Regions from separate parts of the Homo sapiens genome. Here region 1 is linked to region 2. The links are chromatin loops, found by intact Hi-C in ENCODE. Cell type or tissue: heart left ventricle. All regions are shown on one strand. Each heading gives the region's core, and the rest is flanking DNA. Links, peaks and the distances in the headings are about the cores only.

Evidence for each region. Peaks named below come from ENCODE experiments on the same cell type or tissue, not always from the same donor. Only the 100,000 strongest peaks of a DNase experiment are listed, where the experiment ranks them.
Region 1: it touches region 2 in a loop (4-fold over the local background); 15 of 110 quality-filtered maps call a loop at or near these places.

What each region holds. Positions count from the first base shown.
Region 1 is chr20:5,924,521-5,941,684 of GRCh38, reverse strand. TRMT6 (tRNA methyltransferase 6 non-catalytic subunit) reads left to right here. Exons shown (of 11, transcript NM_015939.5): 9 at 340-442; 10 at 546-632; 11 at 2,959-4,457. The coding sequence ends at 3,150. It overlaps CHGB (chromogranin B), which reads right to left. Exons shown (of 5, transcript NM_001819.3): 5 at 16,332-16,713. The coding sequence ends at 16,636. It also overlaps the pseudogene KANK1P1. Among named protein-coding and RNA genes, the nearest start is that of TRMT6, 17 kb to the left of the region's middle. RefSeq lists silencers at 1,564-1,752, 7,688-7,737 and an enhancer at 16,676-17,164. In heart left ventricle, for the core only: CTCF peaks have their summits at 7,494 and 7,695 (motif pointing right); no DNase peak of the experiment used is centred there.
Region 2 is chr20:5,822,335-5,830,334 of GRCh38, reverse strand. The region is part of intron 2 of SHLD1 (shieldin complex subunit 1); the gene reads right to left. Among named protein-coding and RNA genes, the nearest start is that of SHLD1, 76 kb to the right of the region's middle. RefSeq lists enhancers at 2,981-3,482, 7,368-7,507. In heart left ventricle, for the core only: a CTCF peak has its summit at 4,999 (motif pointing left); a DNase peak (open chromatin) is centred at 3,044; H3K27ac peaks cover 900 bases.

The sequences.
Region 1 (17,164 bases), core at 3,850-11,849, 110 kb before region 2:
GGCACTCAAATGCTGCGATACAGGCTATAACAGATATCCACAAAGCAGCTTATGCAGTGTTGGATTTGTTTCCAGGTGATTTTTTTTAAAAAATCAAGAATGTCATTAAATGCGACTTAGAGTTGCCAAGTACCACAAGAGCTTCTAACCTAGTTCGCGTTTCCTAGAAAGAAATAGCTCATGATTGTATTCTGTTTTGGATTTCTAGAATGTTATATTTAAATCTCTTCTCTTTGTGAGTCATGCAAATTAAATACATGATCATTTTAAATGCATTTTAAAACCTGTGCTCCACTTTGAGGGTGTAGAGAAATAATTTGTCTGGCATTTTCCTTACAGTTTAATTGTAGCTAGTCGTTTCCACCCCACTCCCCTGCTGCTGTCTTTGCTGGACTTTGTGGCCCCTTCAAGGCCGTTTGTGGTCTACTGTCAGTACAAAGAGGTAATACTGGAATGGAATGGGCAGGAATTCTTATGTCTGAATGTTGATTCTTAAACTGCATCCCAGGAAGTAGTTCTTAACAGAATTCTGTTGTTGTCTGCAGCCTCTGTTGGAATGCTACACAAAACTGCGGGAGAGGGGAGGGGTCATCAACCTCAGGCTGTCTGAAACCTGGCTCAGAAATTATCAGGTACGTGTTCTTACAGCCAGTCCCAAGAGCTGCCCTCCCGAGACTTGACTTTCCTTGCAGTAGTACTAGAAGTCATTAAATAGAGTTATCTCAGCCAGGCACAGTGGCTTATGCCTGTAATCCCAGCACTTTGGGAGGCCAAGGCAGGCAGATCGCTTGAGCCCAGGAGTTCAAGACCAGCTTGGGCAACATGGTGAAACCCTGTCTCTACAAAAAAAAATACATAAATTGGCTGGGCATGACCCTGTATCTACAAAAAATATAAAAATCAGTCGAGCATGGTGGCAGGTGCCTGTAGTCCCAGCTACTCAGGAGCTGAGGTGGAAAGATTGCTTGAACCCTGGAGGTCGAGGCTGCAGTGAGCCGAGATCCCACCACTGCACTCCAGCCTGGGTGACAGAGTAAGACCCTCTCTCAAAAACAAAACAAAATAAAAATAGAGATGTCTCTGTTTCTTTCTACAGGGATGGAGATTTCTCATGGCTGTTACTCAGAGAATATGCCCCTGACTTTTTGTGACCCTTTTTTTCTCTTGTTATGTCAGAATATATTACTCTGTAACTCTGCCCTAAAGGCATTTAAAATGCAAACCATTATGGTTCTTATTTCCCCAAGGCCTCAGTATCACTGTGGATGATGTAATTGACAATAGCAAAATTCCCAGGTGGATGAGAAACTGGCCCTTTCCTCTCTGCCAGGATGTTTTTGCAGCAAGTTTTCAGGATTTACTGGTGGGCTCTGTGTCAGTTCAGGTCTTCTGGAAGACATATGCTAAGATGGAAGTTGAAGTGTAAGAGATTTATTGAGGGAAATGCCTTAGAAAGATAAGGGGAGAGGGAGCAAGATTGGTGGTGCAGGTTGATGCCTGGGCAAGGAGCGGGTAGAGAAAGGAGGATGGTAGGAAGAGCCTGCAGTGCTGCTCTGGAGAAAGTCTCCATGAGGCTGATGGCGAGCCCAAGTGGAAAGATCGCCATTCAAGGAGCCCTGTGTTAAGCAGAAATGCTCCAGCTCTGGTACCCATGCTCAGTTACTGACTGGAAGCAACCCATGGCCTCCCTCGGTATGAATGCTGCAGTGGATCCCAAAGGAGCGGCAGCTGGAGGTGTTCTACTGCCTGAATGCCTCTCAGCTGTTCCCTCATGAAGGGAGATCTGAGGGGAGCACCTCCATGCTGCCGTAGGCCCCGTCTCATTGCTTGGTGTCTTACCATACTGTAGTGGGGATGCTATTGAGCCTTGGGTAACCCTGCCCTTTGTGGAGGTTGTCTGTCTTGGCTAAGGTTACAGGAGAAAGAGGAGAGAAGTTGCCTTGGCAGAGTTAACAGGGTAGCGGGGAAGGGAGGTTTGGAGTGTAGTACATTCAGTAGCAACTTCTCCATAGACCCAAGCTCCATTATTGGCCATGAAGCTTCCTGAAGCCAGGAGAAAGAAAGCTATATGCACAGTTCTAGAGTACTGCCAAGACCATTACCCATTCTCCGCCAGAAACATGCTTCAGTTTCTAGATAAACCTGGGCTGAACTGAAAACTGCTTCAGTTCTTTTTCTTCTCTTTTTTTTTTTTTTTTCATTTTTGAGACAGAGTCTCGCTCTGTCGCCCAGGTGGGGTGCAGTGGCGCGATCTTGGCTCACTGCAACCTCTGCCTCCCGGGTTCAAGCAATTCTCCTGCCTCAGCCTCCCGAGTAGCTGGCATTACAGCTGTGTGCCACCACGCCTGGCTAATTTTTGTATTTTTAGTAGAGATGGGGTTTCACCATGTTAGCCAGGCTGATCTCAAACTCCTGACCTTGTGATCCACCTGCCTCAGCATCCCAAAGTGCTGGGATTACAGGCGTGAGCCACCATTCCCGGCCAGTTTTATTTTTCAAAAGAAAATCAATTAAACCAATTTCTACACTTTTCTTTGCATTGTAATGTGAAGAAATTAGTCCTTAGAAGTTGGTCCATTTAAAGCCTGGTGCCGTGGCTCGTATCTGTAATCCCAGCACTTTGGAAAGCCAAAGTGGGAGGTTCACTTGAGGCCAGGAGTTCGAGGTTACAGTGAGCCAAAATCTCACTACTGCACTCCAGCCTGAGGAACAGTGAGACCCTGCCTCTTAAAAAGAAAGAGAGAGAGAGAAAGGAAGGAAGGGAGGGAGGAAGGAAGGGAAGGAAGGAAGGAAGGGAGAGAGGGAGGGAGGGAGGGAAAAGAAAAGAAAGAAAAAAAAATGTCCATTTAAATCATCAAGAGAACCTGTGTTGTTTAAATTCTGATTTTTGGTATATGTGTTGTTAGCATGGACTTTATTGTCTTAGGAAAGCATGAATGTCTTTTCTGTCTTGATTAGGTTTTGCCAGATCGAAGTCATCCTAAACTGCTGATGAGTGGAGGTGGGGGTTATCTTCTCTCCGGCTTCACCGTTGCCATGGACAACCTTAAAGCAGACACCAGCCTCAAATCTAATGCAAGCACTTTAGAATCACACGAGACTGAGGAGCCTGCAGCTAAAAAACGAAAATGCCCAGAGTCTGACTCTTAACCCTTTTGAGAATTGCTCTGAATTTTGTTCTCAGGCATTATACAGTTAGTAATTAAACTTTAAATGCCATTACTACTTGTTTTTTCATATCCCAAGAATAAGAACATGTCTATGTACCCGTTTCTAGGAAGGAGGAGTATATGCCTTTTGTCTATTTCTGACACAGATGCATTTGGTCTGTCAAAACTGCAACCATGGGGTATGTAGTATGACCAACTGCATTTAACAAAACTCCTCTAAGTACTTCTAAATATTCTGTGCAAATATCTTGAGAACTTCAACATCCTAAAAATGTGTTTCTACAAGACTTTATATTTTAAGCTAAGTGGAATAATACAACGTAACTAAAACATGGCGGGTACCGAAAGGAGGGCAATTCATGGAAGAAATTTCCTCTGTTCATTCCGTTCTCTTCAACCTAAGCAATATGGATGTGTGAGTGTGTGATTTATTATGGTACCAAAAATGTCCACCTTCTTTCCTGCAGCGGAATAAGCTTTTTTGAAATGCTGAGGTTTTATTTTAATAGTTGACAACCTGGGAAAGTTCTGAGTATTTATTTTACTGCTCTTTTTTGTGCATAGAAAGGTTTAGTAGGGTACTTTTTTGCATTAATTTGCCAATACTCTTATTCTTTGTTCTAAATAAAGTGACTAGAATTTTTGTGTACTATTCAATTAAAGGAAACAAATGTCTTTTCCCCCTCTATGGTCTTATGGATACACATTTGCACACACACACATATGTATATAGATGTTGGTATATATACACACATATATTTATATATACACAGATATATACATACACATGCAAGTGGAGACATAGATTGTACCACCTGTATGAATATGTATGTACACATGGGGACAGAAAGAGTGTGCAGTCTATTTGAACTGTATCAAAGTCTTGTGCAGGACTTAGACCAATTCTCATTGTATTAGTGTCATTCCTTGTCAAATGTCCCTAAAGTGCCTTTCTTGATTATTAATGCTGAAGAACTCTGTCATGATTAGATGGTTACCCTTTCTAAGCTCTGAAAAACTCTAATCATTTGATCATGTGCTGTAGCAAAGAAAGTGTTTAGAATCAGCCAAGGCTCTTGTTCATTTGAGAGATTGAGTCTTGCTCACTGGAACATGGTCATCGTTTGCGTTGCTCCTGTCATAGAATAGGCCTGTATCATACAGCAAGGAACATCTCAGAAAAAAAATTTTTTTTCCAAATAGCATGTGCTATGCCAATGTGATTACTAAGTACAATTTTGAGTCCTTTATCCTAATTGCTATTAAAGAATAAAAATGTCGGCCGGGCACAGTGGCTCATGCCTGTAATCCCAACACTTTGGGAGGCCCAGGCAGGCGGATCACCTGAGGTCAGGGGTTCAAGATCAGCCTGACAAACATGTTGAAACCCCATCTCTACTAAAAATTAGAAAATTAGCCATGCGTGGTGGCTAACGCCTGTAATCCCAGCTACTTGGGAGGCTGAGGCAGGAGAACCGCTTGAACCCGGGAGGCAGAGGTTGCAGTGAGCCGACATCACGCCATTGCACTCCAGCCTGGGCGACGAGTGAAACTGTCTCAAAAAATAAATAAAAATGAAAATGTTTCCTACTGTGATTCTTCTAACAGTGATGCAGTCAGTGATGTCCTGTGGGCTTTCGGCCGATTGTGACGTGGTCTGTCTATTGTAGAGGACATGCCTGGATTGGCACCTCACGGAGTGTGTTGCAAGCTGGTGTCACACACACATGTAGCTAATCAAGTTTGGACAAGGAGAACAGAAAACTGCATAGATTAGAATCAGTAGTGGCTGGTCTCCTGGTTACTGGTTTGCAAGTTGCATTCCGTTCCCTAAATCTTTTCTCTTGAGTTTCTTGAGCAAGGGGTCTGGGGTCTGAGCTACCAAGGCCCTGCATGCTCATGTTACCTTGTGAACTCATCTTACCAATGCCAACAGCATAAGTTAATCTGTATTTTTTTTTTTTCTCATTCATATAGTTTACTTAATCTGCGTACAGATGATTGAATTCTGTGGTTTGCAAACTTAGCATTGGAAAACTTAGATTCCCCTGGAGGGCTTGGTAAGCAGAGGCCACTGGGCCCTCCACCCCACAGAATAAGATTTCAGTACTTCTGGAGTGGTACAGAGCATTTGCATTTCAAGTAGTTTCCAGGTGATATTGGTGCTGTTGGTCCAGGAACCGCCCACTGGGAACCACGACTGTGTGCATGCACATCATGGGTACAGCTAAATACAGGATGTTTTTGTCTTGTGTTTAAAATGGACATTCACCTTTGGAGCAGATGAACGGATAATTTTATGATTTTTGGACATCCAGCCACCAGAGGAGTTATGTAGAATAGCACTTTAATGAATGGCAATCAAGAAGTCAAAGACAAAAATCATTCTGTAACATCCATCCTGTTCCTCCACTGGACTAGGGTACTTGGCAATATAGCATGGCACCCATTACAGGGCATTTTTTAGCTTAAAGGTACACTCAAATTGTATGAAGCAAATACTGAGCAATCATTCATGCATTGGTTGTATATTGAAAAGCCAAAAATAGCCTTTTCTCAATACATAGTGAAGCTTTGGGAAAAAAAAATGGAGTGTTTGCATGTTGTTTTAAAGTGTTGGTTGTAAGTATTGCAAGAACAGTACTAAATACTAAAACGCATGTCCTAAAAATCCATGATCAGGATTCACTTTATCCTGATTTTGTAATGCCTTTAAGTGCAGTGCTAGAAAGGAACAGAGTGTATCTAATAACTTGAAATATGATGTTGCCTCTAGGCTAGTATTAATTTTTGTAAAAAGGATTATAATTTTCCTTGAACTTAACTATGTAGCACAGGTCAGATGGTGAGAGAGGTAAGTCCCTGAATAGCTACTTAAAAAGCAACCAGTAACCTTTCAACTACCGTATTAACCTTTACTAGGCACCCACAGCTATCTGAGTTTTTATGAGAAAGGGCAAGATCTTTGAAGCATAGGAAATGAATATCATACTCTACCCACTCCTTTTGGAAGGCCCTTTTTACAGTTCTATTAATAACCTGGGGCTTTTTTGTTTTTGTTTTTTTTTTTTTTTACTCTTAGCTGAGATATCATTAAAACAAGACTGGAAAGATTTTGACATTTCATTTTTGCTTTGACAGGTAACAAGGTGCTGTGGATATTTTGTTTTGAAAGAGGGGTAGGTCAATCTGTTGGATGTTTGGTCTACATAGTGTTATAATTCTAAGCCAACAAACTTTAAAGAGTGGAGAAATTAATCCAGGGGAAATGATAGCAGGCATTCTTTTGCCTTTTGGGAATACTTTTCCTTAATCAAATGCTTAGGTGGGTAGTGACCTCTCAGTGCTCTCCTGTCACCTGTGAGTGACACAAAATAGGAGCTATAAACTAGATTAAATTAAATTAAATAATTATATAGACCAGACTTGGTGGCTCACACCTGTAATCCCAGCCCTTTGGGAGACCAAGGAGGGTGGCTCACTTGAGGTCAGGAGTTTGAGACCAGCCTGGCCAACATGGTGAAACCCCTTCTCTACTAAAAATACAAAAATTAGCTGGGTGTGGTGGCGGCACCTGTAATCCCAGCTAGTTGGGAGGCTGAGGCAGGAGAATCACTTGAACCTAGGAGGCAGAGGTTGCAGTGAGCTGAGATCACACCACTGCACTCCAGCCTGGGCATCAGAGTGAGACTCTGTCATTCATAAATAAATAAATAAAGTCATATGGTGACAGATTCAAGAAAGGAGATAAAAATAAGAAAGAATATGATTAATTTAAATCAGCGGGCAGCAAATCTGGCCCACTACAAGTTTTTTGTATGGCCTGTAACGAAAGATTTTTACATTTTTAAGTGGTTGAAGCGGAAAAGTAAAAAAAATAAAAATAAAAAATAAAATAAATTTGTGACATGGGAAAATTACATGAAATTCAAACTGAAGTTTTATTGGAACGCAGCCACTCTCAATTTGTTTATGTATTGTCAATGGCTGCTTTCACACTGTGGCAAAGTTGAATAATTGTGATAGAGCCCATATGGTCTCAAAGCCTAAAATACACGCTCTCTGGGCCTTTGTGAAAAACTTTGCTGATCACTGATTTCAGTGGCGTGATGAGACGGATTGTGGCACTGGTGGAAACGGGAGAGCAGCCCTTTGGAGCAGCCACAGTGGGAAGCAGGTTTGGTGTGGGCAGCAAGCAACAATGGACAGTAGTGTGACATCCAGAGCTCCTTCTCGGTCCGCTGGACCTATCAGCAGTGTCTGACACCGTCCATCCCTCTCCTTGCCAGGCTTTTCCTCCCTTGGCTTCTAGAACACCACTCTCTCCTGGTTTCCCTCCTACCTCTCCAGCCTTTCTTTCTGTATCTCTCTTACTGGTTCTTCCTCATCTCTGAAACTTCTAAACATTGGCATGCCTCAGGGCTCAGCACTTGCACTTCTTCCTTTTCTTGTCTACACTAACTCCCTAGGGTGTTTGGAGGATTTGGGGACTGATCAAAGAGAAAGACATGACCATGAGATGGCAGCAGCACACACATATTTTATTGGTGATGGTGACACTCTGACAGGTTTGCATAGGGGTAGGGGGATGTCCCTTAGAGCAAGAGTCTGTGCAAAGAGCACACACTACAGGTGTTGCTACTCAGAAGGAGAGGAGGAAAGGCAAGGATACCCCCGAGGGAGGGGAGAGTCAGAAACAAGGCTTATGTGTCTAGGTGGTGTTGCACAGCAGTACAGAGGGGAGTCTCTGGGTCAGAGAGCTCCGAAGGACAGGGACGGCTTGAGGTTTGTGTTTTTGTTTTTGGCTTTATTTTTCTGAGACAGGGTCTCACTCTGTCACCCAGGCTGGAGAGCAGTGGCATGATCTCAGTTCACTGCAACCTCCACCTCCCAGGCTCAAGTGATCCTCCCACCTCAGCCTCCCAAGTAGCTGGGACTACAGGCGCATGCCACCACATATAGCTAATTTTTGTATTTTTAGTAGAGACAGGGTTTCATTACATTGCCCAGGCTGGTCTTGAACTCCTGAGCTCAAGCGATCTGCCTGCCTCGGCCTCCCAAAGTGCTGGGATTAACATCGCACTTAAGGTCTTATAACCACAAGGCTCTATGTTATCAATGGCCAACAGATGCTGGGTATAGTTTCACCGGGTATGTACCAGCAAGGCCCTGAATGGCTAAAAATTGGCATAAAATTTGTTTAAAATAATTGGATGTGTAAAAATTTGAGTTTGGCTTCTGCAGTAATCAGTGTCAGCCTGCAATGAAGAAATAAACAATCTATGAGCCAATAAACAGAGGCCATCTTTCACTCATTTATATAACTCTAGGTGATCTCACCCAGTTTTAAGGCTTTAAATACCGTCTCTATGATGATGACTCCCACATGCAGTCTTCAACACAGGCCTTTTCCTCCAGCACTGGCTCATATACCCAGCTCAACACCTCTGCTGGGTATCTATTCACGTCTCAAACTTAACAAGTTCAAATCTGAGCTCCCCATCTCTACCCTTCCAAACCAGTCCCTCCTGCAGTCTCCCCATCTGTTTTCCCAGATGCTCAGGCCTAAAGCCTTGGTATTCTCCTCTCATTCCCTCATGCCACACCAAAACCAGCAGCCCTACGTGTCAGCTCTGTCTCCAGAATAGATCTAGAATTCTACCACTTCTCCCCATTCCCAGTGCCACCACCTTGGACCCTGCCATCACAATGACCCACCAGGGTCATTACAGTGCCCTCCTTATTGGTTTCTGTGTTTCTGCCTTCACTTCCCCTACAGCCATCACTCAACCCAGCAGCCAGTGTTGTTATAAACATAAAGCAAATCCTATCAGTCATCCGTTGAGAACTCTCCAATTGTAAAACAAAAGTCCTTACCAGGACCTACAGAGAGCCCTGCGTGACCTGGCCCCTGCTGCCTCTCTAAGCTCACCTCCTACGACAGTCTCCCACTCTGGCCTCTTGTTCTTCTTCAAACATGCCAAACACATTCCTGACCCAGGGCCTTTGCACCTACTATTCCCTCTGCCTGAAATGTCCTTGCCCCAGGTGTCCACATGGCTCACACCCTTTCTTTAGGTCTTTCATCAACAGATACTTTCTCAGTGAAGCCTGTCATATATGTGAGTGTCAGGATCCTGGACTGCAGAATTGTAATTACTGCAATTAATTAATTATTTCAGCACCTGAAATCTCCTGATTATATTATGTGTTTGTTGTTCGTTTGTTTGTTTTGAGACAGAGTTTCGCTCTTGTTGCCTAGGCTGGAGTGCAGTGGCACGATCTCAGCTCACTGCAACCTCCATCTCCTGGGTTCAAGTGATTCTCCTGCCTCAGCCTCCCGAGTAGCTGGGATTAGAGGCAACTGCCACTACACCCAGCTATTTTTTTGTATTTTTAGTAGAGTAGAGTTTCACCATGTTGACCAGGCTGATCTCCAACTCCCGACCTCAGGTGATCTGCCTGCCTCGACCTCCCAAAGTGCTGGGATTACAGGGGTGAACCACCCACCCGGCCTCCTGATTATACTATGTTTTACAGTGGCATGGTGTGTATTTTCATTTTGTAATAATAGGACCCTTTCTTTCCTCCTGTCCCAGCTCTGTGTTATAACTCCTTCTCGATAAACTTGTCATGATATTATAAATCATGACAATATATTCAAATAAGAAAATAAATCTAAAAGTTAAATTACAGGTGGCTGCATCTGCACACAGATTTGGAGGATGGGGCACTGAGGCCATTGTTTCTCATTGTATTAGATACCTAGGGCTGCCATAACAATGTGCCACAAGCTGAGTGGCTTAAAACAACAGAAAAGTATTCTATTGCATATCTGGAGGCCAGAAGTCTGAAACTGAATTGTTGGCAGAGGCAGTGTTCCCTCTGACAGTTCTAGGGCAGAATCCTTCCTTGACCGTACCAGAAAAATCTGGTAACCCAGGCATTTCTTGGCTTGAAGAGGCATAGCTCCAGTCTCTGCCTCTGTCTCCACATGGTATTCTCCTCTGTGTGTGTGTTTGTCTCTGAATTTCCGTCTTCTTGTAAGGACACCAATAATACTAGAAACTCTAATGACCCCATCTTAACTGCGGAGACCTGATTTCCAAATAAGGTCACATTCATGGGTGCCAGTGGTTAAGACTTCTTCATTTTGGGGACAAAATTCAACCCATAATCCTCATTTATAAGCCTTTCAGGACTACTTAATGTTTTTACAATGGACATAAATTATTTTGATTAAAAGTGGGAAAAACAGTGGACTAGATTGTTCTTCACTTCTTCCTGAAGAAATGGTGACATCCCCAAGATCCTAATTGTACCGTCTGAGCAGCACGTATTGGGTGGGATTCTCTTGGATGTCTCCTTCATCTTTGATAGACCATCTACACCTTCACGTTTCCCTCCCCTGGGGTGTTTGCAAACTAAAATGAAAAGATGTACTAATGTGCAGAACCTCAACAAGGCAGATGCCAGGGGGAAGCTGGGGGGTGCCATATGCATTGCACTCTAGCTTCCAGCAGCTTTCCTCGTGAGCAGTGCCCAGTGTGTGAGTGTGTGTGTGTGTGTGTGAGATTTGCCAGGCTGGCATTTGGTGTATTGCTGGGTTTTATTTTCTCTCCTATAGACAGTAAATCATTTTTCACCTTGGGCCCCTGAATCTCTCTTTAGGAAAGGATTTTGTTTTCTGCTGGGCTGTGATAGGAAAAAAGGAAGAGACATTGTACTCTGTGCATGTGAGTACATGCTGAGCATTTCCCAGTATCTTGTATCAGGATATATTAAGACAAGGGGTTGCAAGTGCAGGTATACTATTTGGCATAATATAAGCCTTGACTTTGGATAGTTTCTTAGGTCAGGGTCCCCCAGGAGCAAACCCTGAGACAAGTATTTGAAAACAAGCAGTTTATATGAGAGATGATCCCAGGAAACACCAGCAGGGTCACCAGTGGGCAGTGGAAAAGGTAAAGGCAGCCAATAAAGGCTGCATTATTGGGCAGGTCACTGCTGTGGCACCTGGGGCATGATCCACAGAGGAAGTCTGGGAGGCAGTGCAGAATATGTGCCTCAGTGTCTCTCCACCTGAGGGGGGTGGGTGCTGGCCTGCTTTATTATGGGTTGAATTGTGTCCCCAGAAAAAAAACATGTTGAAGTCCCAACCCCTAATACATGTAAATGTGACCTGACTTGAAAATAGGGTGGTTGCAGATGTAATTAGTTAAGATGAGGTCATACTGGAGTAGGATGGGTCCTTAATTCAATATGACTGGTGTCCTGATGAAGAACACCATGTTAACAGACAGACTCACAGGGAGAGAGTGCCCATGTGCAGACAGAGGTGGCAGTGGGAGCTCTGCTGCCACAAGCCAAGGAAGGCCTGGAAGAAGCAAGGAATGAAGAAGCAAGGATGAAGCAAGAAACCAGGAAGAAGCAAGGAATGATCCTCCTCTACAGGCTTTGAAGGGAGCATGGCCTTGCCAGCACCTTGATTTTGGACTTCTGGCCTCCAAAACTGTAAGAGAATAAATTTCTCTTGTTTTAAGCCATCCGTTTTGTGGTGATTTGTTATGGCAGCCCCAGAAAACTAGTATGGTATGTATTTACCAACCCCCCTTGTCCACTATAAGAGCTACCTCCTCCAGCAGCCTTCCCCTCCTCACACCCCCATCACTGCCCTTTACAAACAGGCAGTCACAATCCCATGGCCAGAAAAAAAAAAAAATGCAGGCAGAGAGATAGCAAGAAACCTTCTAGAAGTGTGTGTCCAGGTTTAGAAAAATTTGCCATCAGATTTATAGCACTGATGGGCTCCCCATATGACAAAGCAGCAATGCTCCTGGAAAAGTATGTCACAGAGAGTTCATCTAAAAAGAATCTGGTTAAGTAGCACAGGCAATTCTTGACTTAGCCAAGAGGAGGAGAACCAGGTCTTCCTTGATGGATAAAAGTCCTACGTGATTTTAAGTCTTATTTTTGCCTCTGCTGGGGCTCGGCCCACACCATCCCAAAATATGACTGGAGGAGACCACAATGTGCCACCCAAAAATATACCTCTTTGGCATATTTCGAGCTGATTATTCAGAGAAACTACAGACACAGGAATGGCTCTAAAAAGCTGTCCTTTTTACAAGGAAATGTACATCTAGAAAGGAAATCTACATTAGTAAAGTATCTGTATCAGGAAGAAGGCTGCTCAGAGGTAGGGATCTCAGAAGGAAAGCTGGTCAGCAGCCAGGATGCCTTCCCCGCTCAGGAAAGGACATGGTCTCTAGTGAACCTGACAGACAACCAGATGGCCGCTGGCCTCCATATGCACAAACAATGAAAGTACACTGGAGCCCATTATGAAGAAGAAAGATGGTAACAAAGATTCAAATGGCATGAAAAAGAATCTTCAGTTTGTTGGCATTAATGGAGGTTATGCAACAACTTCAAGTGATGATTTTCACACAGATGAAAGCTCTTCTTCTGAGTCAGATGACGAGTGTGATGTCATTGAGTGTCATTGAGTAGTATCCTCTTGAAGAAGACGAGGATGAAGACACTTGGGGAATGGCCAAAGGGCACCATGCCATTAACATTGAAGGTTTCAAGTTGGCCAGGGTGGAAGATGAAATGCAGTTTCAAGAACGTGAACCTGAGAAGGTGAAAATCAGAGGGAGGTATAAATTAAGTGAAAAAATGTTGTCTGCTTGCAACTTACTGAAAAATAATATAAATGACCCCAAAGCTGTGACCAGCAAAGATATGAGGTTCTGTCTGAACACCCTCCAGCACAAGGGGTTCTGCGTGTCCAGTCAGAAGTTAGCCATTGCAGCCACCCTGGGAGACTACAGAGCTGCTTTTGAGGCTACCTCCCTGGATGCCCTCTACTAGGTCATCAACTTGGCAGATGGCAACAGCAACACAGCCCTCCATTACAGCATGTCCCACTCCAATTTTGAGATTGTGAAGCTGCTGTTGGACACCCACATGTGTAACGTGGATCACCAGAACAAGGGGCTATACCTTCATCATGCTGGCGGCCCTCGCAGCTGCGGAAGCAGAGGACATGCAGGTTGGGGAAGAACTCTGGCTGAAAGGTGAGCCTCAAAGCCAGTCAGCTGGGGCAGATGGCCCTCATGCTGCAGTCAGTTACTGTGCAGATCGGCATGGTGTATGGTCTGCCGGCCTGTGGGGCTCAGGTCAACCTCCAGGACGACAAGGGCTCCATGGTCCTCATTGTGCCAGCAAGCACGGGCACATGGAGATCATCAAGCTGCTGCTGGCCCAGCTGGGCTGCAACGTCCACCTGCAGGACAATGATGGCAGCACCATGCTCTCGATCGCCCTGGAAGTGGGGCACAAGGGCATCACTGTTCTTCTGTATGCCCACATCAGCTTTGCAAAAGCTCAGTCTCCGGGCACCCCTAGGCTTGGAATGAAGCCACAGAGTTTCATTTGATTGATTGTATGCAAATAGCCCTCCATTTTAATGCCACCATTAAGCTGCCAACTGTGCCTGTTGGAATGACAGACACTGAATGTATATGCATTGTGCCTGAGCTCACCAGCAAACAGAAGCATAAAGCCCAGGGCTAAAGACTGAAGCTTTCACAGTGCAGAGACTGCCAGCCTGGGCACACATGCCTCCTTTCTGGCCATCTTCTGTCTGCGTACGGTGCACTTTAACCTACTCTGTGTTGCTGTTGAGTCTCTGCTCTGTTATGTACAGCCATAGGGAATTGTGACCTGACCTGACCTGAATGGGCACCTTCTATTCCGTCTCTCCACTCCCAGACCACCACCACAGAGAAGTGTCAGGTTCTCATTGGCATCACGTTTTAAAATTTTTCCACAAATATTTATATTTACCAAATGTGGCACCATTAGAAAGCTCTTCCAAAATTCCATCCCAGCACAGTTTTGTTGATTTTTCTTGTATTATTTTAAAGTAAGAAAGTTGATCATCAGTAACTTCAGTCTGGGCTAGATAGAACTCTCAAAAACTATGAAACTTACAAAAGAAAATATTTTCATTTGGTTTCATCTAGGTAGATGTAAATATGACTTTTTTAAAAAAAAAGAGTATATGAAATTGGCACAGTATTTTCAACTTTTATATTTCATACTAATTAAAGACATGAAGAACTACATGTAACATTATCATATTTTTGTTAATAATTGCACAATTCTGTATCTAATGATAAAGGTTGAATTGTGTTAGAGGAATTGGCTATGTATTTGCCTCTAGAGAAATATAGTGTAGTTCTCTGTATTTATGGATTCCTTTATACTGTGTCACATTTACTTTGGTCCTACATGTATTTAAATATTTGAAGTGCCTTAGACTTTTGCCATATTTTCAAAATAAAATTTCATTAAGCTTTTAAAAAAAAAAAAAAAAGAAGGCTGCTGGATCACTTTGATTACCTGAGAGATTTTATCTGCATAACAACACAACCTTTATTTATCATACAATTCCTCCTGCTACCTTCCCATAACTGTGTCCCCCAGGAACCCCAAGCCCCCTATTCTCTTCTGTAGCTCAGGATGCTATAAAAACTTCAATCATCTGGCCCTTCTGAGTCTTCTATTGTGTGGGACTCCTGGGCCTATGCATGTAATTAAAATGTTTTTTTCTCCTGTTAATCTGCCTACGGTCAGTTTATTCCATAGACTTAATTATCCAACCTTCAGAGAGTAAAGAGAAGGTCTTACTCTCTTCTGCACCACCTTCCAGAGAATAACTCTTTACCAAAACTGTGAAAACAGTAGAAATCAACCAAGTAGAAGCCACCAAGGGTGAGGAATTAAATGACAGGTAAAAAAAGGGAGAAGGGGAATTGTCCAACTGTATTGTCCTAAGAAGCTGCAAGAATGATTACGGCAGCAGCTAACACTTCCTATGCCGTTGATATACACCAGGCACTGCTCTGTTTTGCATCAACTCTATCATCCTTGTAACAACTCAATGAGACAAATATCTTATTTCATTGATGATCTTGAGGTTCAGAGAGGAAAAGTAACTTGCCCAAAGTCAGAGCTACTTAGTAACAGAGTCAGCAGAGTAAAAGCTCTACCTTTTTTTTTCTTTTTGAGACAGGACCTTACTCTGTCACCTAGGCTGGAGTGCAGTGGCACGATCTCGGCTCAATGCAGCCTCAACTTCCAGGGCTCAAGTGATCCTCCCGCCTTGGCCTCCTGAGTAGGGAGGGACTATAGGCGCACAACACCATGCCTGGCTAATTTTTAAATTTTTTGTAGAGACGGGGTTTCGCCATGTTGCCCAGGCTGGTCTCAAACTCCTGAGCTCAAGCAAACCACCTGCCTTGGCCTCCCAAAGTGCTGAGATTACAAGTGTGAGCCACCATGCCTAGCCTCTCTCTCTCTCTCTCTCTCTCTCTCTCTCTATATATATATATATATATATGTATATATATATATATATATATATATATATATATTTTTTTTTTTTTTTTTTTTTTTTTTCTGAGAGAGTCTCGCCCTGCCACCCAGGCTGGAGTGCAATGCCTGATCTGCGCTCACTGCAACCCAAGTAGCTGGGATTACAGGTGCCCGCCACCATGCCCAGCTTTTTTTTTTTGTATCTTTATTAGAGATGGGGTTTCACCATGTTGGCCAGGCTGGTCTCAAACTCCTGACCTCGTGATCTGTCTGCCTGGGCCTCCCAAAGTGCTAGGATTACAACTGTAAGCCACCGCACCCAGCTGCCTCTATCTTCTTAAGGAGTAGAAATCAGACAAGATCTGAGGGGCCAGGGATCTGTCTTGACAATCCAGATGTTTTCACTCCCACCCCGGAATTCTTCCCATTATCCAAGCTTTCTTCTCAGCCCTGAAAAATGAACTTTGGCTGGCTACTTGTAGAGCTCTTTAGATAAAGGAATTTTTAAAGTAATATCTTATGATTGTTTTTGAAACAGGTTCTTCAAGCCCCTGTAATCTCTCTCAGCATGGGGGAGTAGATGTCTTTTTCTAATCTATTTCTCTTTATATCCTGCACATTACTTCAAAAGGTTTGCTTTTTTATTCTATTATGCATCCAAAACCCAACAAATCCTAGGGCCATCTTTTGCAATTTACTTCAAAGAATAGATTTGAAAAGTCACACACCTCTCTCTTTGCCCAAAAGAAGCTGAGAACAATGAAGCTTTTGGTCTCAGGTGAATCTTTTATTATTTCCAACTGAGACAAACATTTTTCCAAAGACAGTAGCACAGTCATTGTCATAAGCATGTTAATATGTCTATTTTGCAGAAAAGAATATGCTACAAGTCATGCAATTCACATTTTCAATAGCATTCTGACAGAAATTAAAGACAATTCCAATTGTGTCAAACATTTAATGAATAGTAAGTTCTACTTTCTGCCCTTGGGTAGATAAATGGTGTCTTTCAGTGAAGTGGTGAAAAACAGATCATGTGATGGCTGCTTCTTAACAGTGCCCACCGCTCCAATGACAGTCAGCCCCTTTGGCTGAATTTCTCAGCTATCTTCTGTAGTTCCAAATCCATTGCAGCCAAGTTTTCGAGTTCTTTTTTCTGGAAAATACAGAAAAGTGGAGGCATGAGGTCCCGAACCAATTTCTTTTGCTGTAGTTTGATGGAGCATGAGTGCAAAGGGGAATTTTAGGCATGTTAGAAGCTGCATTAGTCAACCTACCTCAGTAACTCTCAAAGTGTGGTCCCCTGACCAGTGGCATCAGCCAGGAACTTGTCAGAAATGCAGATATTGGGGTCTCACTTGGGACCTACTAAATGAGGAACTCTGGGGGCTAGGAATCCCTCATGATCCTAATGTACATTCAACTTTGAGAAGCACCAACCTACATAATCAATATTAGGAAAAAAAACATTGTTTGGGTAGGTTCAGCTCCAGTAGTGTTACCTCTCCCAGATACAAATTTCTGATGGCAGTAGGGCATGAAATAATAAAGATAGCAAACTAAATAGGCAAGCAAGTAAACTTCTCTATCACCTATTCTCCCTGCCT
Region 2 (8,000 bases), core at 1-8,000:
GGCTTCTTTCACTCAACCTTATATGCATACAGTGGCAGTTTGTTCATTTTCAATGATGAATAGTATTCCGTGATGTGAACACACTACCATTTATTTATCTGATAAAGGGCATGTATAGAGTTTCTAGTTAGGGCCGTTATGAGTGTTGCTGTGACTATTTCAGTGCATGTCTCTCCATGAACATACGGATGCATTTCTCTTAGGTACTTACCTGGGAGTAGAACTGTCTATGTATGCTCACTTTTGAAGAAACTGCAAATAGGTATAACAGCTTATCTGAGAACTGAGGGCCCAGTTCTGCTTTTGCCTGCTTTTAGTCCTAATGATGGGGTTCTATACCAGATCTGTACCAAATCTGATCTTCTATCACCCAAGACTGAAAGACTCCCAAACCATTCTATTGCATCTACCTTAAAAATATTATCTTCACAGATATTGCCTGTGTTTTTTTTTCCTAAAGAAGAGGCTGTTAACCAAGAAGGGTAGAATAAATTATATTGTAGTTCAAGGCAAATTCTATTATAAAGGACAAGCTGCCTAGCAAAACACAACTTATAATTACATTTAACTTCAAAATAAATCAAATTATTCATACAAACCCAACCACTCACTGGTAAATTAATGAAAAACATGACAGTATTGAGCTTTGAATTGCTTCTATGCAAACCCCCAAACTTAAATTTAGGTTATTAAGGCCGAAAAGAGGCAATTAATTTGCAACAAATGCATCCGTAAAAACCTGTTACAACATGGCTGCGGAGTTAATCTTCTCTAAGTTTATAAAGACCATCTGCCCAATTTTTTTGCAGGTTTTCCTTTAGACAATCCTATTTAGACAGTCCCTCCAGACTAATTGCTTTCTTGCTTTTTGAGGGGAGAGGGAGATTAGTATCTTTTTCCAATATCTCCAGTATATAAGCTTCATAAGAGCTCTGTTATCTCAAATGTTGAGTTTAATTTCCTTTCCAGAACATATTGGTCAGAATGTTAAACCTCAAATAAAAAGATTAGTGAGTAATAGTAGGGCTTAAATAAATTAAGGCTTGTAGGCTATGTTGCTACTTTCTGTTTCCAAAAGATAATCTTTTTTCATGTTATTAAACATCATTTGTGACCTTTAAAAAGAACTCCCTGAACTCATTAATTAATAATAAAATCTGGCTGGGCATGATGGCTCACACCTGTAATCCCAGCACTTTGGGAGGCCAAGGCGGGCAGATAGATTGAGCCCAGGAGTTGAGACCAGCCTGGGCAACATAGTGAGACTCTGTCTCTACAAAAATAATTCAAAAAATGAGCCAGGCATGGTGGTGCATGCCTGTAGTCTCGGCTACTCAGGAGGCTGAGGTGGGAGAATCACCTGAGCCTGGGGATGTTGAGGCTGCAGTGAGCCAACATTGCACCACTGTACTCCAGCCTGGGTAACAAAGAGAGATCCTATCTCAAAATAATAATAATGACAATAATAATAGAATCTGGCTAGACTATCACATTAGTGAAATGATATAAAATGACATAAAATCATGCCAATTTTCAATTTTAAGACCTGATAATGCCTATTACACATCTTCAAAATTACTAAATCGATTTGAAATGGTACAAACTACAATCAAATATATTTTACTTGGCACCATCAATTTAAGAAACTGCAAATCAGCACAATAAGGACAGTGAAATGCGAAGCAAAAGAATTGCAGAAAAAGAATAATTCCCCCAATATTACTATATTCCTTATGGTGACAGAAGGAAAAGGAAATTTGTTCTTCTTGGTACAAGACCTACTTCCATGCAAGTGGAAAGGGTGGCTGCTCTAATGATGTGGGAATGGAGTCATCAAGAAATGACTCCTTCCAGCAGCAGGAAATGGTTTGAGGGGCATGGAAAGGAACTTCATAGGCCCTTCCATGGCACCTAGAGTCCCCATTCTGCAGGCCTTTAAGGTTACGATATGTTATAATGTATTATGACCAACATATTTATTCATTCAACAAACAGCTATGAAAGACCTATCACACTGTTCTAAGGTCTAGAGACTCTGTGATGACTAGCACAGATATGGCCCCTGCCCTTACGGAGTTAAAGATCTAGAAGAGGAGGTAGAACCCAGGATAAATAATTATACAGATAAATTCTAATAAGTGACACAAAGGGTGTCCCCAGAGGAGATGACAGTGACTAAATCTAGATGTATGTTGGGGGGAGGCAAGTTAGGGAGTGACTTGGTTACATACAACATGCAATATAGTTAATCAGTGTTGAATATGCTGACTCTACTCTTTATAACTAACACCACCTTTAACCAAGTAAATGATATTCATCGTATCTTTGCATCAGTCATTTCAATGCAACTAATTTTTTGAGCACTTGTTTTTATTTCAACTACTTGGAGGTACCACAAAGGAATGCAGAGATGACCATGGTGTAGTTTCTACCCACAAGAGTGAATGATCTGGTCTATAGAGGAAGTGGTCCACAAATAACTGGCAAGACCACAGCATGAAGTGCACCCTAGTGAAGTACGCACTGTAATGAAGTACGTGTCGAATCAGCCGTAAGGGAAGCTAACTGGAGGCAAGGGAAATCTGCAGAGAGCAAGGGGATTCAGGCTGGATCCTAAGACTATATAGCATTTCTCCAGGCCTAGGAGGGAAAGGCACTCCTGGGAAAGGGAAGAGGTGTGAAAAGTTGAAAAGAAGTGCAAAGGTCATTGTGTATTTGGTGAGCAGGCTGCAGACTGGCAGAATGGCAGGGGAGGAGGGTATGGGGACAGAGATGGGGGGCCTGTGGGTGAAGGCAGGTGGGCCAGACTGCGGGGGCCCATGACTCCAGGCTGGGTGGGGGCTGCAGACTGGGGGTGCCATAGGGCACTGTGCAGAGCTCTTCCACTTGACCTCTGGTCTATATCTGCTCTCCCCGTCTCCACCCTGCTCTGCCCTTGGGAGGCGGACTACGTGGACTATGGCTGATGGCTGCCCTTGCCCTCCAGCTTCGGGTTGGGAGCCAAGAGGAGGCCTGGCAGGAGGTGGAAGGAGGGAGGAGGCAAGGTTGGACTATTTACATCCTTGGATCCCTTCCTGGGCTGGCGGCATCCCTCCAGCAGGCCCACAGCTCGCATCAAGACAGCCCCTCCACACAGCTGCTGCGAGCACACGCTCTCATGGTGGCGGGCCCCAGGCTCTGTGCTTTCCCTGTGGGTGCCACGCCCACTCATGCCTTTGTACATAAGCTCTTCATTAAGCTCTCCTCACTTTACCTGGTTGGACTGTTTCATCTCTTCTCCACCAGGACTTGAGCTGATACAGTCAAGCAGCAAGGAAATGGGGTGGGAGTGGGGGCTACTGACGGCATTAGGGGCAAATGCAGAGAGGGAGGGTCTGGGAGAAAGAGGGGACTGGGGGATGGTAGGTGGTGATGTGGTGAAGGGGGGGATATGAGGGAGGGGCGATGACAGACTAGCCACAGACCACAGCACTTACGTGAAACCTATGCGTGCCAGGCCCTCTTCCCCAGGCTTTCACAGAATTCATTTAACCCATGCAGATTCTGTATGAGGCATCGTATTTAACAGATGAGGAAACTGAGGCACAGAGAGGCCAAGTGACTTGGTCAACATCCCAAACTAGTAAGTGGTGAAGTTCAGATTCAAACCCAGGAGAGTCCGGTACCAGAGTCATATTCTCAACTACTGCACTGAACTGACTACTCCGATTGAGGTCAAGGAGGAGGACTTCAGAGCTGGAGATGTTGGGGGAGGCAAGGGACTGTGATGGCAACTCACAGGAAAGCCATCTGTGAGGACTGTCAAAGGAAAGCCACTTGGAGAAGATCTTGCTATCCTATACAAACTGCCTCAATGACAATGCATAATCTTTTTCTTTTTTTTTTTTTTGACAGTGCATAATTTTGTACAGGTATCAGAATGGCAGTAATCCTCAATGATTTGGATCCTTGCATTCAAACATATTACAATTAGCTCTGCTATAATAACTATGTTCCTAAGAACTTCACATTATAAAAAAATCATATAAATAGCTATTTCAATATGGGAAAAGGAGGGCTGTGGTTACAGAGTTGATAAAACTAGATAATTTTTTCCTACAGGAGCTTCAACAACAAACAACTTAATTATATTTTGTTACCATCTGCAAACAATAAACAGCTTGATCAGACCAACAAAAGAGAAATAAAAGCAAAACCTGAACAGCACAGAAAAATAACCTGCAGTCGTATTCACACCCACTGATGGTAGAGAACAGTGCTTGATGCCAGCTGGCCTCCCACCACTCATACAGTACCTCCGTGTGGCCCTATACCCATGTGCAGCCCTTCCTTCCTGTGGGCCAAGGGGCTCTCCAGTGGCACTCACATCCCAACCCTGAGTGGTCCAGAAAATTCAAGCCCCACTCCCCATGTCGTCAGTTGCATAATACTCAGTTCTGAGAATGAAAACTTACACTGTCAGGAAAATATTGATCAATATCATTTAAGGTCTCTTGCAGCAGATAAGATCATAAAAACAACCATGCTCTGGAAAATAAGGAGTGGTTTATAAATGTAACAATAGCACAGCACACCCTATTACTTTTTTCTTTTAGAGACAGGGTTCTGCTCTGTCACCCAGGCAGGAGCGCAATGGCACAATCATAGCTCACTACAGCCTTGATCTCCTGGGCTTAAGCCCAGCCTCCCACCTTGGCCTCCCAAAGCACTGGGATTACAGGCATGAGCCACTGTGCCGGCCTTGTTATTTTAAGTGGCATATCACCATCTTAACTCAGGTTGTCTTACAGCCACATGCCAACATGGCTATTAATGTCAGAAACTTCCAGAGCAATCACTTTCCTCTCTTTACGGAAAAAGACAGAAAGGGAAAATGCTCCCTAGTCAGACCTATGTATTTTTCATTTGCACTGCGGGCTGTTAAATGTGCTAGCTTAACCAAGACTGTAACGAGGACTCCATTAACCAGCTCTTAGAAACGTGGTCAGCCAGGAGCCTGCAGCCACCCAGTGGGCATTCAATAACAGCTACCGACTGTATTGACTGGCCTCGACCTGATTCTGTTGTTTCTGAATAGCCTCATGCTGGGTCCCACATATGTAAAGACAGGATGAGACAGAATGGTCCATTTCTGAAGCTGTTCACTCTGCAGCAAAGGCAGGTTGCTGCGATTATATGCATGCTCATTTTTTATGTGCAAGAGAAGGCAGTCAGCCGACGACACTTGTTAATGAATGATGTTCCATACCTTCATAGTCATAGAAACCAACAAAGGCTGAATCTATTTTGAATTATTTATTCTTTCAGGTTCCAACTGCTAATAAAGGAGTACATCTTCTCTTTGGGGTATAACAGGAGGGACTCAGTAAAGTAGTTTGGAAAGGACATGGTTTAGCTAAGCCATCCTGTGGTTTTGAAAAGGAAGCTTCGAGTGACCGTAGCAGTCAAAGTACGTACAGAAGTCACAAGAATTCATCCACAACTTTAGATTTGAAAAACAATCTAAATGTTAGGATTTGGAAAAAGCAGTATGAATTTTAGGATCTTCGAATAAAACTGGGAAGACACAAACTTCAATCCATGTTACAGAAAATTGGAGATTTTGTCATCAAATTGTTCCTTGGGTACATTTTTTTCCCTTAAAAATGCAACCTTCATCTCCTGAAGTTGAGGTTGGGAGCCAGGTTTGTCCCAAAAAAAAAAAAAAAACAAACAACAACAAAAACATAGCTCTTCAATGATCATAGAAGAGAAATAATAATTAATTATTCATCATTTTGCACAAATTTCCTGAGCAGCTACTGTATGCCAGGCTTATTCTAGGTGCTGGAGATACAGGAGTGAACAAGAGAGACAAGCTACTTGCTCTGTGGAGCTTATATTCCAGTGGTGAAACAGAAAATAAACAAATAAATAAGGAATTTAACCACAGGCAGTGATAAATGCCATAATGAAAGATAAAATAGAGGAAGGGGATAGAGAGCGAGGTGAATGGAGGCCCAGGTTGGATGGGGAAGGCAAGAAGGCTTCTTGGAAGTCACATCTGAGCAGAGATCTGAAGAAAGTGAGGGAACAGGTCTTGCTGTAGTGGAAGAACATTCCAGACTAAGGGACCAGCAAGTGCAAAATCCCGGAGGTGGGAGTGAGCTTATGTGTGAAGACCAGAAAGAAGGCCAGTGCGGCTGGGAAGAGGTGGGAGAAGCAGTCACAGCCAGGCAGGGAGAAGCCAGATCCTGTGGGGCCCAGAGAGCTGATGGAGCAGCTTGGATTGTGTCCTAAGCGCACTGAAAGGTTTTAAGCAGGTGGAAGTGACATTCTGGTGCTGCTGCTGGAAAGGAGACCAAGGAGGGCAAGCATGGGACTGGAGCCCAGGTACGAGGCTACTGCAGGAGTTGTGGAAGATGGTGGCTGGGGTTTGGGTAGAGTGGAGGAGGTGGTGAGACATTACTCTATTTGGAACACATTCTAGAGGTGGCCTATGGGGACAGATGCAGGCAGTGGAGGAAGCTTGCCCATGCAACCCAGGATGGCTTTGAATGCAGCCCAACACAACTGTGTAAACTTTCTTAGAACATTATGAGATTTTTGGCTGGGCGCGGTGACTCATGCCTGTAATCCCAACAGTGTGGGAGGCTGAGGTGGGCAGATCACTTGAGGACAGGAGTTCGAGACCAGCCTGGCCAACATGGTGAAACCCTGTCTCTACTAAAAATACAAAAATTAACTGGGTGTGGTGGCGGGCGCCTGTAATCCCAGCTACTAGGAAGGCTGAGGCAGGAAAATTGCTTGAACCCAGGAGGCAGAGGTTATAGTGAGCTGAGATCGCGTCATTACACTCCGGCCTGGTGACAACAGCAAAACTCCATCTCAAAAAAAAAAAAACAAAAAACAACAAAAAACAAGTCTATGCTAGACCAGGCACTATGACTCATGCCTTTGGGAAGCCGAGTCAGGTGGATCACTTGAGGTCAGGAGTTTGAGACCAATCTGGCCAACATGCCAAAATCCTGTCTCTACAAAAAAATACAAAAGGGACTGAAGGCAGAGGGGTGGAGGGAAGAGGCCTGAGGCCTGAGGTCAGTAAGAAGTGCCTTGAAGAGCCAGCAGAGGAGGATGAGAAACAGCAGCCAGTGAGGGCAGGAGGAGAAGCTGAGGGAGGGGTCCCAGGAGCCAAGGGAAGAACAGGTATCCGGGAAGGGGGGGATCAACAGTGTAAAACGCTGCTGCTTGGTCAAATACAAAGGACTGGGAACCGACCACTGGATTTGGAAGGACAAAAGACACCACAGTTCCATAACAATAGCAGTGGTGGAGTATATATGGGGGTGGGGGCGGGGTGGGGGAGGGAAGGCAAAAGTGTGACTGGAGTGGGTTGGAGAGAAATCGGGAAGGTAAGAGGTGGAGAGAGTGAGTATAGACAAATAAGACACATCTTTCATAGCCTTCTGCTATAAAAAGGAACAGAGAAACAGGGCAGGACCTAAAGAGGAACCTGGGGTCATGGATTTTTTTTTTTAGATGGGAAATATTACATCATCTTTGTATGTAGCCAAGAATGAGCCAGTCAAGAGAGAAAGATTGATAATGCAGGAGTGAGGGGTTAACGGTGGGTGTGAAGTCCATGACTAGGAGAGAGGAGATGAAGATTAAGTGGAGGGGCTGGCCTTAAGCAGGGCATAAACAACTCACCCACTGTAACAGTCTTCTTGGTGGCTGCTCCCTGCTTCTCAGGTACGATAAGGAACCACACAATTTGTCTCACTGCTGGGACTTAGGGACACAAGCACACACACTCACACACATGCACACAACAAAGCAACACAGCTCTGAGCACTCACTTTATTCATTTATTTATTTTTAATTAATTAATTTTTTTGAGATAGAGTCTCACTCTGTAGCCCAGGCTGGAGTGCAGTGGTGCGATCTTGGTTCACTGCAGCCTCTGCCTCCCAGGTTCAAGTGATTCTCCTGCCTCAGCCTCCCAAGTAGCTGGCACTACA